Regions from separate parts of the Homo sapiens genome. Here region 1 is linked to region 2. Evidence: chromatin loops called from intact Hi-C (ENCODE). Cell type or tissue: endothelial cell of umbilical vein. All regions are shown on one strand.

What was found. Hi-C counts contacts between places; a loop is a spot of excess contacts. Peaks named below come from ENCODE experiments on the same cell type or tissue, not always from the same donor. Only the 100,000 strongest peaks of a DNase experiment are listed, where the experiment ranks them.
Region 1: a loop joins it to region 2, with 2.5 times the contacts of the local background. A loop is called at or near these places in 4 of 110 quality-filtered maps.

The regions. Positions count from the first base shown.
Region 1 is chr11:103,336,242-103,341,241 of GRCh38, forward strand. All of the region lies in intron 82 of DYNC2H1 (dynein cytoplasmic 2 heavy chain 1), which reads left to right. Among named protein-coding and RNA genes, the nearest start is that of DYNC2H1, 230 kb to the left of the region's middle. In endothelial cell of umbilical vein, a CTCF peak has its summit at 3,064; no DNase peak of the experiment used is centred here.
Region 2 is chr11:103,430,953-103,435,952 of GRCh38, forward strand. It overlaps DYNC2H1 (dynein cytoplasmic 2 heavy chain 1), which reads left to right. Exons shown (of 89, transcript NM_001377.3): 85 at 4,991-5,000. Among named protein-coding and RNA genes, the nearest start is that of DYNC2H1, 320 kb to the left of the region's middle. In endothelial cell of umbilical vein, no CTCF peak of the experiment used is centred here; a DNase peak (open chromatin) is centred at 3,119.

The DNA.
Region 1 (5,000 bases), 95 kb before region 2:
AGAATTGCAGTATCCATCGCCTCAAACATTTGTCACTTTTTTGCATTGAGAACATTCCAAATCTACTTCTCTAGTTATTTTGAAATATACGATAAATTATTATTAACTATAGTTTCCCTGTTGTGCCACCAAACACTAGGTCTTATTACTACTATCTAACTGTATTTTTGTACCCATTAACCAACCCCTTTTTATCCTACCCTCCCTCCCAACCCCTATACACACCCTTCCTATCCTCTGGTAACTGTTATTCTACTCTCCTACCTCCATGAGATCAACTTTTTTAGCTCCCACGTATGAATGAGAACATGCAGTATTTGTCTTTCTGTACCTGGCTTATTTCACTTAATATAATGCCTTCTAGTACTATCCATGTTGTTGCAAGTGACAAGATTTTATTCTTTGTTATGGTGAAATAATATTCCATTGTTTATGTGTACCATATTTTTTCTTTATCCATTCATCTGTTGATGGGCACTTAGGTCAATGCCATATCTTGACTATTGTGAATAGTGCTGTAATAAACACTGGAGTACAGATACCTTTCCAATATACTGATTTCCTTTCTTTTGGGTATATACCCAGCAGTGAGATTGCTGGTAATAAACACAGGAGTGCAGATACCTTTCCAATATACTGATTTCCTTTTTTTTGGATATATACCCAGATTGCTGGACTGTTGGGAACAGGCCCCCAAATCTGGCCCCAAAACTGGTCATAAACAAAATCTCTGCAGCACTGTGACATGTTCGTGATGGCCATGACGCCCACGCTGAAGGTCATGGGTTTACCAGAACGAGGGCAAGGAAAACCTGGCCCACCCAGGGCAGAAAATGGCTTAAAGGCATTCCTGAGCCACAAACAATAGCGTGAGGGATCTATGCCTTAAGGACATGTTTCTGCTGCAGATAACTAGCCAGAGCCTATCCCTTTATTTTGGCCCATCCCATTGTTCCCCTAAGAATACTTTTAGTTAATCTGAAATCTATAGAAACAATGCTTATCACTGGCTTGCTGTCAATAAATATGTGGGTAAATCTCTGTTCGAGGCTCTCAGCTCTGAAGGCTGTGAGACCCCCGATTTCCTACTCCACATGCCATATTTCTGTGTGTGTGTCTTTAATTCCTCTAGCACAGCTGGGTTAGGGTCTCTATGACCAAGCTGGTCTTGGCACTGGACAATATAGTATTTCTATTTTTGGTTTTTTGAGGAACATCCATACTGTTTTCCATAGTAGCTTACTAATTTACCTTCTAACTGTGTATGAATATTCTCCTTTCTCCACATCCTCCGTAGCATCCATTATTTTTTGTCTTTTTGATAAAAGCTATTTTAACTGGGGTGAGATGATTTCTCACTGTGGTTTTGATTTCTATTTCTCTGATGAGTAGTGATGTTGAGGATTGTTTTCTATACCCGTTGGTCATTTGCATGTCTTCTTTTGAGAAATGTCTGTTAAGATCTTTTGCCTGTTTTTTAATCCAATTATTTGTTACTTTGCTATTGAATTGTTTGAATTGCTTATATATTCTTGTCATTAATCTCTTGTCAGTTGAATAGTGTGCATATATTTTCTCCTGTTCTTCAGATTGTCTCTTTGTTGATTGTTTTCTTTGCTGTGCAGAAGCTTTTTAGCTTGACATGATCCCATTTGTCCATTTTTGCTTTGGTTTCTTGTGCTTTTGAAGTCTTATTCAAGAAATCTTTGTCCAGATTAGTGTCCTGAAGCATTTCCCCAATGTTTTCTTCTAGTAGTTTCACAGTTTCAGGTATTATATTTAAGTCTTTAATCCATTTTGATTTTTGTATATGTTGAGAGACAGCTGTCTAGTTTAATTCTTCTGCATAAGGTTATCCAGTTTTCCCAGCACCATTTGTAGACGACACTGTTCTTTCCTCAATGTTTGTTCTTGGCACTTATTGAAGCTGAGTTGGTTGTAAATGTGTGGATTTATAGTCGGGTTCCTTGTTCTCTTTCATTGCTCTATGTGTCTGTTTTTATGCCCCTACCATGGTATTTTGGTTACTATAGGTTTCTAGTATACTTTGGAGTCAGGAAGTATGATTTGCTCTAGTTTTGTTCTTTTTGCTCATGATTGCTTTAGGTATTCTGGATCTTTTGTGGTTCCATATAAATGTTAGGAGTTTTTTTTCTATTTCTGTGAAGAATGTCATTGATATTTTGGTAGGGATTGCACTGAATGTGGGTGATGTGGTCATTTTTACAATAATTAATTCTTTCAAGCCATGAACATAGGATATCTTTCCATGTTTTTGTGTACTCTTCAATTTCTCTGTGTATGTTCATATAGCCTCTTTTCAAGCTCACCAATTCTTCTTCTGCCTGATCAGTTCTGCTGTTGAGACACTGATGTATTTTTCAGTTTGTCAATTGAATTTTTTAGCCAGGAATTCTGTTTCATTTATTTTAAAAATTATATGAATCTCTTTCTTAAAGTTGTCTGATAGAATTCCTTCTCTGTGTTATCTTGAAGTTTGTTGAGCTTCATGAAGACAGCTGTTTTGAATTTCCTGTCTGAGGTCACATGTCTTCATCACTCCAGGATTGGTCACTGGTGCCCTATTTAGTCTGTTTGGTGAGGTCATGTTTTCCTAGTTGTTCTTGATGCTTATGGACATTCATCATTGTCTGGGCATTTAAGTGTTAGATATTTATTTCTGTCTTTGTGTTATGGCCTTGTTTGTACCTGTCCTTCTTGAGTGGACTTTGAAGACTTCAAATATAATTGAGTGTTGTTACCATAGCTGTAGCTACTACAGCCATTTTAGCATTACCAGGTGCCCTAACCCAGGTATGCTGTGACCCCTACAGACCCTTAGATATATAGCCTTGGTGGAGTTGGGCAAGGTAAGACAGAATTCCCTGAGTTCCCAGGCAGAGTCTCTTGCTCTTCCCACTCTTTCCCCCAAGTGGAAGGGGTCTTTATGCTTGGCTGCCTTGAGTTGGGGGAGGGGTGATACCTGCAGTCCTGTGGTCGGCACAGTTGACTGCATTAGAACACCATGAAAGCCTGAGGCCTTCCAGATCAGTGCAGCTTCCACCGGGGGTCACCCAAGGCCCATGGCCACCACCATGTGGCTGCTGCTGATGTTTATTCAAGGCTGGAGGCCACATATCAAGTGGTGAGTTCTGCTGGGAGTCAGTTTATCCCACCAGGGTTGTAGATTCCCTTCTGGCCCTGGGTGGGTCAAGAAACACCATTCAAGAGCAAAGACCTGCAACTGAAGGCTTTAGGATTCTCCTTGTTTTTTGGGTTTTTGGATTTTACTGTGGCTGAGCTTGTATTCATTTGCAAGACAAAGTCTTACGTATTTTTTCCTCTCTTTCCCACAAGTGGAAGGAGTCTCTGCACTGCGTTGCCTGGAGTTGGGGGAGAGGCGATGCATGTACTCTTGTCATCGCTGAAGCCAGTGTCGTGCTGGATTGCATTCCAAGCCCAGTCTCTGATGCCAGTGCAGCACTGGGGCTTGCCCAAGTACTATAGTTGCTGTGGCCCAACTGCCACTCAAATTTATTAGAGGCCCAGGCCACTTTATTCCATAGTTGCTGAAGTAGGCTGAGACTTGGCTTTCTCCTCCTGGCGATGGATGCTTTCCCTCTGCCCCAGGGATGGTCTGTTTGCCCCCTCTGTGAGCACTGGCAGAATTCTGTCCAGTGTTGTGTTCCACTGTGATAGGGCAGCACTGAGTTCCAATGCAGTATCCCACACTCACTTCACTCTTGCTCTTCCAAACACATAGATTCTCAGTGCTATGACGCCTGGGTTTGGGGGAGGAATGTTGTAGGTAATGCAAGGTTACCTAGCTTATCCTTCCTACCCTTTTAAATGCCTCTCCCTTTGTTATTATGTTAAAGTTAGATACTGTGATTGCACACCTGATTTTTTTGTTTTTAAAATAGTGTTTTCTTGTGTTGATAGTTGTTTAATTTGGTGTTCCTGCATGGGGGATGATTGCTGGAGGGTTCTATTTGGTCATCTTGCTTTGCCCTTGTCTAAAGTCAAATCTTAATTACAAACATGTATTTTTTTTTCTTTGCATTCTACAGATAGGGAAGCCTGAATGATAGATAAATATATTAATAAAAGATTTGCAAAATTACGAAAATGTGACATTTTGACATTGAGAAAATCTTGACATTAAAATCAATATTTTAGTTACGTCATCTGCCTATGAAGCCTTATCTTTAGCTTCTATCCTCAGTAATTCTTCACAGCAGTAAACTTTCTTTATTGCTAGACTAAACTATTTATGTGCAAGTAAAATATTGGGTAAAAATAATTAGGTAATTTGGTATTTAATGAAGTTGTTCATTTCTTCAGTATTATTCAAAGGCCTGTCACATTTTATGGTAAATATTGATTAAAAGACTAAGTAGAATTTGTGTTTGTTGCTCATCTTAATACCTTGGTACCTGGATATCTGAAACTCATGGTAGTATATTAAACTCTTGGATTGTGAGGCCGTGTTTTAGTACACCTTTCGTAACTATTGTCTGGCCAGCAGTTTCAAAATGTAATAGCTGCACTGGCCATTGATGCTGGTGGAGGTGAGGTAGTTGCTAGAACAGTTGATTCACTCTGCCAAGAACAAACAAATAATGGCATAAAAAAACAAATTATAGTTGTAAAGAAGTGAATATGACCATATGAATGGTTAAGAAAGCTTATAATAGTTACAAAGGTTAGAGATTTAAAACTCCAAGCAGAATTTGGGCATTAAGTATATAAAATCAATGAGGAACACAAAGCTGTAACATGATTGGTGGAACCTTTTTTTAAAGCCAGAGTGATACAGGCAAAGAAGTGACAAGGCTGTGTACTTGATTATTTTGAAAGCTGCTGTGTCCCATAACTATGCTGTTAAATTTAACTGTAGCACCCAGCTGCTATCTGTATACTTCACTTCTTTATGGAATCGATTCATTCAAAATCTTGGCAGGAGATCCATAAGTGCTAAACTATTCAAATAATTCTCT
Region 2 (5,000 bases):
TTCTATCATAAGCTTTTGTAGACAAGAATTGTGTTATGACTTCCTATCTTCAGCAGTTAACAAATGATTGGCAAATAGCAGCTATTTACTCATACTTGCTGCATAATCACTTAATTGAGATTTGAGAGAGAGTGAGTTAACAAATGAACACCCTGGTTACAGCCGGTTCTGCTTTTGTGACATCTTTCATGAAATGCATGGGATGGTGAAAAGAGGTTACATTTAGGGTTAGACCTGGATTCAACTTCTCTATCATTTAGTTTAAAAAAAAAAAAAAAAAACTAAAAAACTTTAAGATTAAACTTACTGTAAGCCTTAATGTCTCCATGATTATAAATTTAATTCCCAATACCTAATTATCTTACATTGAATCTCAAATGGTTTAATATGTATAAATCATTATAGAAATATTAGATCTATTAAAGACAGTATTGGTGCTGATATGGACTCTAGAGCCAAGTTACCTGGGGGTTTACATCCTGGATCTGCCATTTGCCAGCTCTGTGATTTTTGAACATGCTATTCTCTTTGTGTCTACATTTTCTCTTCTGTAAAATGGAAATTATAATATTAAGTTGGTGCAAAAGTAATTGCAGTTTTGGACCATGAATTTTAAGTTATTATATTAATAACTAGGCTCAAAGACATCTTTATTAATCAAAATAGGAACCATTACAATCAACACATTTTGCCAATAAGAAATACGTTGGTTTATTCCTGTAACATAATCTGTCCTTTGGGATTCGACAAACTCTTGAAAAGCATTTTCTGCATCCTGTTGATTGTGGAAGTGTTTTCCCTGCAAAATGTTGTTGAGATGCTTAAAGAAATGGTAGTCAGCTGGGGAGAGGTCAGGTGAATATGGTGAATGAGGCAAAACTTCGTAGCCCAATTCATTCAACTTTTGAAGTATTGGTTGTTCAACTTGTGGTGGGGCACTGTCGTAGAGAAGAATTGGGCCCTTTCTGTTGACGAATGCTGGCTGCAGGTATTGCAGTTTTTGATGCATCTCAGCTATTTGCTGAGCATACTTCTCAGATGTAATAGTTAAGCCAGGGTTCAGAACGCTGTAGTGGATCAGACCAGCCGCCGAGCACCAAACAGCAACCATGACCTTTTTTTGGTGGAAGTTGGCTTTGGGAGGTGTTTTGAAGCTTCTTCTTGATCCAGCCACTGAGCTCATCATCGCTGGTTGTCATATAAAATCCACTTTTGATTGTATATCACAATCCGACTGACAAATAGTTCATCGTTGTTACGTAGAATAAGAGAAGACAACACTTCAAAACAACGATTTTTGGTTAGCTCATGAGGCATCCTCTTATCAAGCTTTTATCACCTCTCCAATTTGATTCAAATGCTGAATGACTATAGAATGGCCGATGTTGAGTTCTTCTGCAGCTTCTCCTGTAGTTGTAAGAGGATCAGCTTGGATGATTGCTCTCAGCTGGTTGTTGTCAACTTCCGATAACTGGCCACTATGTCCTCATCTTCAAGGATCTCCTTTGCAAAACTTCTTGAACCACCACTGCACTGTATGTTCGTTAGTAGTTCCTAGGCCAAATGTGTTGTTGATGTTGCCAGTTGTCTCCACTGATTTACGACCCATTGTGAACTCAAATAAGAAAATCACTCGAATTTGCTTTTTGCCTAACATCATTTCCATGGTCTAAAATAACCATAAACAGCAAGCAATAAGTCATCAGCAAAAAAAAAATTGAGAAATGCTCATTAAAATGATGTATAACATAACTACATTTATTTAAGAATGTATTTCAATATCAAACAGCAAATTCTAACAATGTAAAAACTGCAGTTACTTTTGCACTTACCTAATAGTACACTTCTGAGGATTATTTTGAGGACTATATGAGGTGGTGTGTATCAAGCACTCACCATAGTTACTAACACATAGTAAGCACCCAATAAATATTAGCTTAAAAAAATTTCCTGCGACTCTTTTTACCTTTGTGCAAATCTAAGACAACTTTCAAGGCATAGCTTAATAGCTACCTCTTTTTTAAAGACTTCCTTGATTGAATTGTTTTTTCCCTCTAAACTCCAATAACATGATATATAATTTATTCATAAAGCACCACAAGGAACTTCAGCTTTGTATCTCCTTTATTGGTTTTTAAATTTCTTTAAATACTATATTTATTTTATTCATCTCATGTATCACTATCATTATCATTTCTATTATGTCACCTATTATGTTTTAATTCTCTACATATTTAACACTATGAAATATTTTTTATATAGGTAAATATTATCTATCTCGCTATAAAATGTAAGCTCCATAATAGCAAGGACCTTATGTTAATAGTATCTGCACATTGTAGATAGTAAATAATTGCTGAATGGATGAATAATGACTTAAACATCTATTGAATTAATGTATTACACTTGGCAATAATATTGGTAACTCTCTTAACCATCTATAGATGAATAATAAATTGCCCTAAGTCTTAGTGGCATAAAACAATAGAAATTTCTTATATCACAGTTTTTGTGGGTCTAGAATCCAAGTGTGGTTTAGCTGAGTATTCTGGCTCAGGGTTTCTCACAAGGCTCAGCTTCCAAGGTTACTCATGGGCTAGCTGTTAGTCAACTGTGAGTGAGAGGAGTGTCAAATAATTTAAGAGTCATGTTTAAAAACTGCCACAGTCTGCCCTCTAGGCAGAAATTATTTACATTTCCTCACATGCAAAATACAACCGTCTCCTCCCAGACTCCTCCACATGTTTCATTTCATTACAGGATCAGGCTAAGGCTAAAGGGATAAAATTGTCATTTAAATCAGGGGAAAGTATGGATGAGGCTTTTTGGGTTTGATTCCTCAAAAATAACCGCATAAATATTGTTCCCATCTAAAGACCAGTGAACTACAGTGACAAGTTGCCCGTTCCCTTTAAAACCAATATAAAATGGTAGGACAGGCATAGGGTAACTGCAAAGACATTCCTATTCAAAAAGGGAAGATGGAAAGGCTAACGTCCTTAGCAATTCTGAAATCCAAGGAAGTTCATGTTTCCCGTTCCTTTATTAGAATTTTGTATTGTTTCCTAGGAATGATTAATTGCTCTTGGCTTTACCTTCTGAGCGCTGGATTCTAACCTCTGAATTATCCATACATTTCAATAAGATGTAGCTCATGTTTGCAGCTGAGTGGTTTTTTCGGTCTGTTTCCTGCCCATAGAAGCCCTGGAGCCAAGTTCTCTTTGAATTGCATCCTCTCCTAACCCTGTAATCCTAAACTGATAGTTTACACCAGAACAGTTTTTCTGAAACTGGGAGTTTGCTATGAATCTCATTGAGATTCACTCCATTAGACAAAAACCACAAACAAATCTTTTCAAGATAAGCCTTTCTTTCTATCTTAGGCTTCTTTTGCATCAGCTGTGGGACAACACCCTTAAGATTTATTGAAGCCCTATTGTTTAACAGAGGGTTGTCTGAGATTTTTCCTTCCTTTTTTTTTTTTTTTAAGTCCTCAAAGCTCCATAGGCTTCCTCTAGTATTCTTCTAGAAGTCCTTTTAAGTTTTCACTTACATTCTCCTAAAGATCCCTCCAGCTTCAGCCCATCACCTAGTCTCAAGTCCAATGCCATATGATTGAGGATTTTGTTAAGGCAGCACCCTGCCTCTGGTGTATCAAAATCATTATCGGTTGTCTTGCTGCAGAACAAATCTCACCAAAACTTACTGGCTTAAAATAATGTTTTTTAAAAATCATTTATTTTTAGCTTAAAAGTGTGAAATTTACTAGGGCTTGGTAGAGAAAGCTTGTCTCCTTCACACAGCTCACTCATGGTTAGCAAGTTGGTGCCGGCTGAGAGCTGGGGGTCTCTGTTCATCTCCACATGGGCCTCTCCAAAGACAGTTTGGGCTCCACAGCATGGTAACTGGCTTCTAAGATTAAAAGTCTCGAAAGGCAGGAAATATAAGCAACCAATTTTTTATAGCCTAGACTTGGAAACTGGCATAGTATCACTTTCTCTGTATTGGAAGACAGGAGCACAGACCTCAAGTCTCAAGAGGCAAAGTGTCAAAGGATTTGCAGTTGTGTTTCAAAATCACTACACCTGTTTTAGATCAAAGCACAGTTCTGGCACTTATCTATCACATTCCTAAGAAGGCTTACTTTATTCCTGTAAAGTAAAGGGATTCGATGTTTTCTAAGGTCCTTTCTACTCTAAATTTGGTCATCTTACAATTCCCATTTTCTATACATTGTTGATATATTCTAGCCCATAGCAGCTTCTTAACTATGTAATCAGACAGTGTTTGGGGTATAAAATTGACGTTCTCTCCTTATTACCACACTTCAGAAAAATAATATGTTGAGAAGTTTGTGTGATATTTAGAAAATCCAGAAAACCTTCACCAAAAAGGTATATTATAATGAACATGACCTTACAAGAATACTTGTGAAGAGTCTGCATTAATGGTTAATGCCTTTATTGGAAGGTCAAATATTAGATAACTTTTGTAAGGCAGCTGTTCTTAGAGGGGTTTTATTTATTTTTAATTTCATGTACTCCTTTTTATTTTTTTCTGTTTGTTTCATATGTCTCCATGTGGTTGGGGAATAAAGTTTCCATTATACTGCTCTATTTATAGTTTTAAAAAATTCTGTAGGGACCAAAGCTGGTTGTTTTTTAATCTTTACCACTTATAAAATGAATTTGTCAAATTTAATTTGAGTTTCATTTGCAGTAAATATTGTTTAAGAAAACATGGTTGACTATTTTTTATATGCCAGTTTAAGTTCATCTTGTTATTCTTTCAGGAACTTGTACTTTCCTTCCTTTTAGAGAAACATTAATTCATGCTGTCTCTACTGTTCAATTTAATGAGATCAAACTTAATGAATTTCATATGTATATGTGAATTATGCCAAAATTTTTCTCCATCACACTAGTGTTAGTAGTCTTCTATATGTAGTATCATATACACAAACTTAATTTTGACCCTTTTTAAATTGCAGTGTCCTCTCG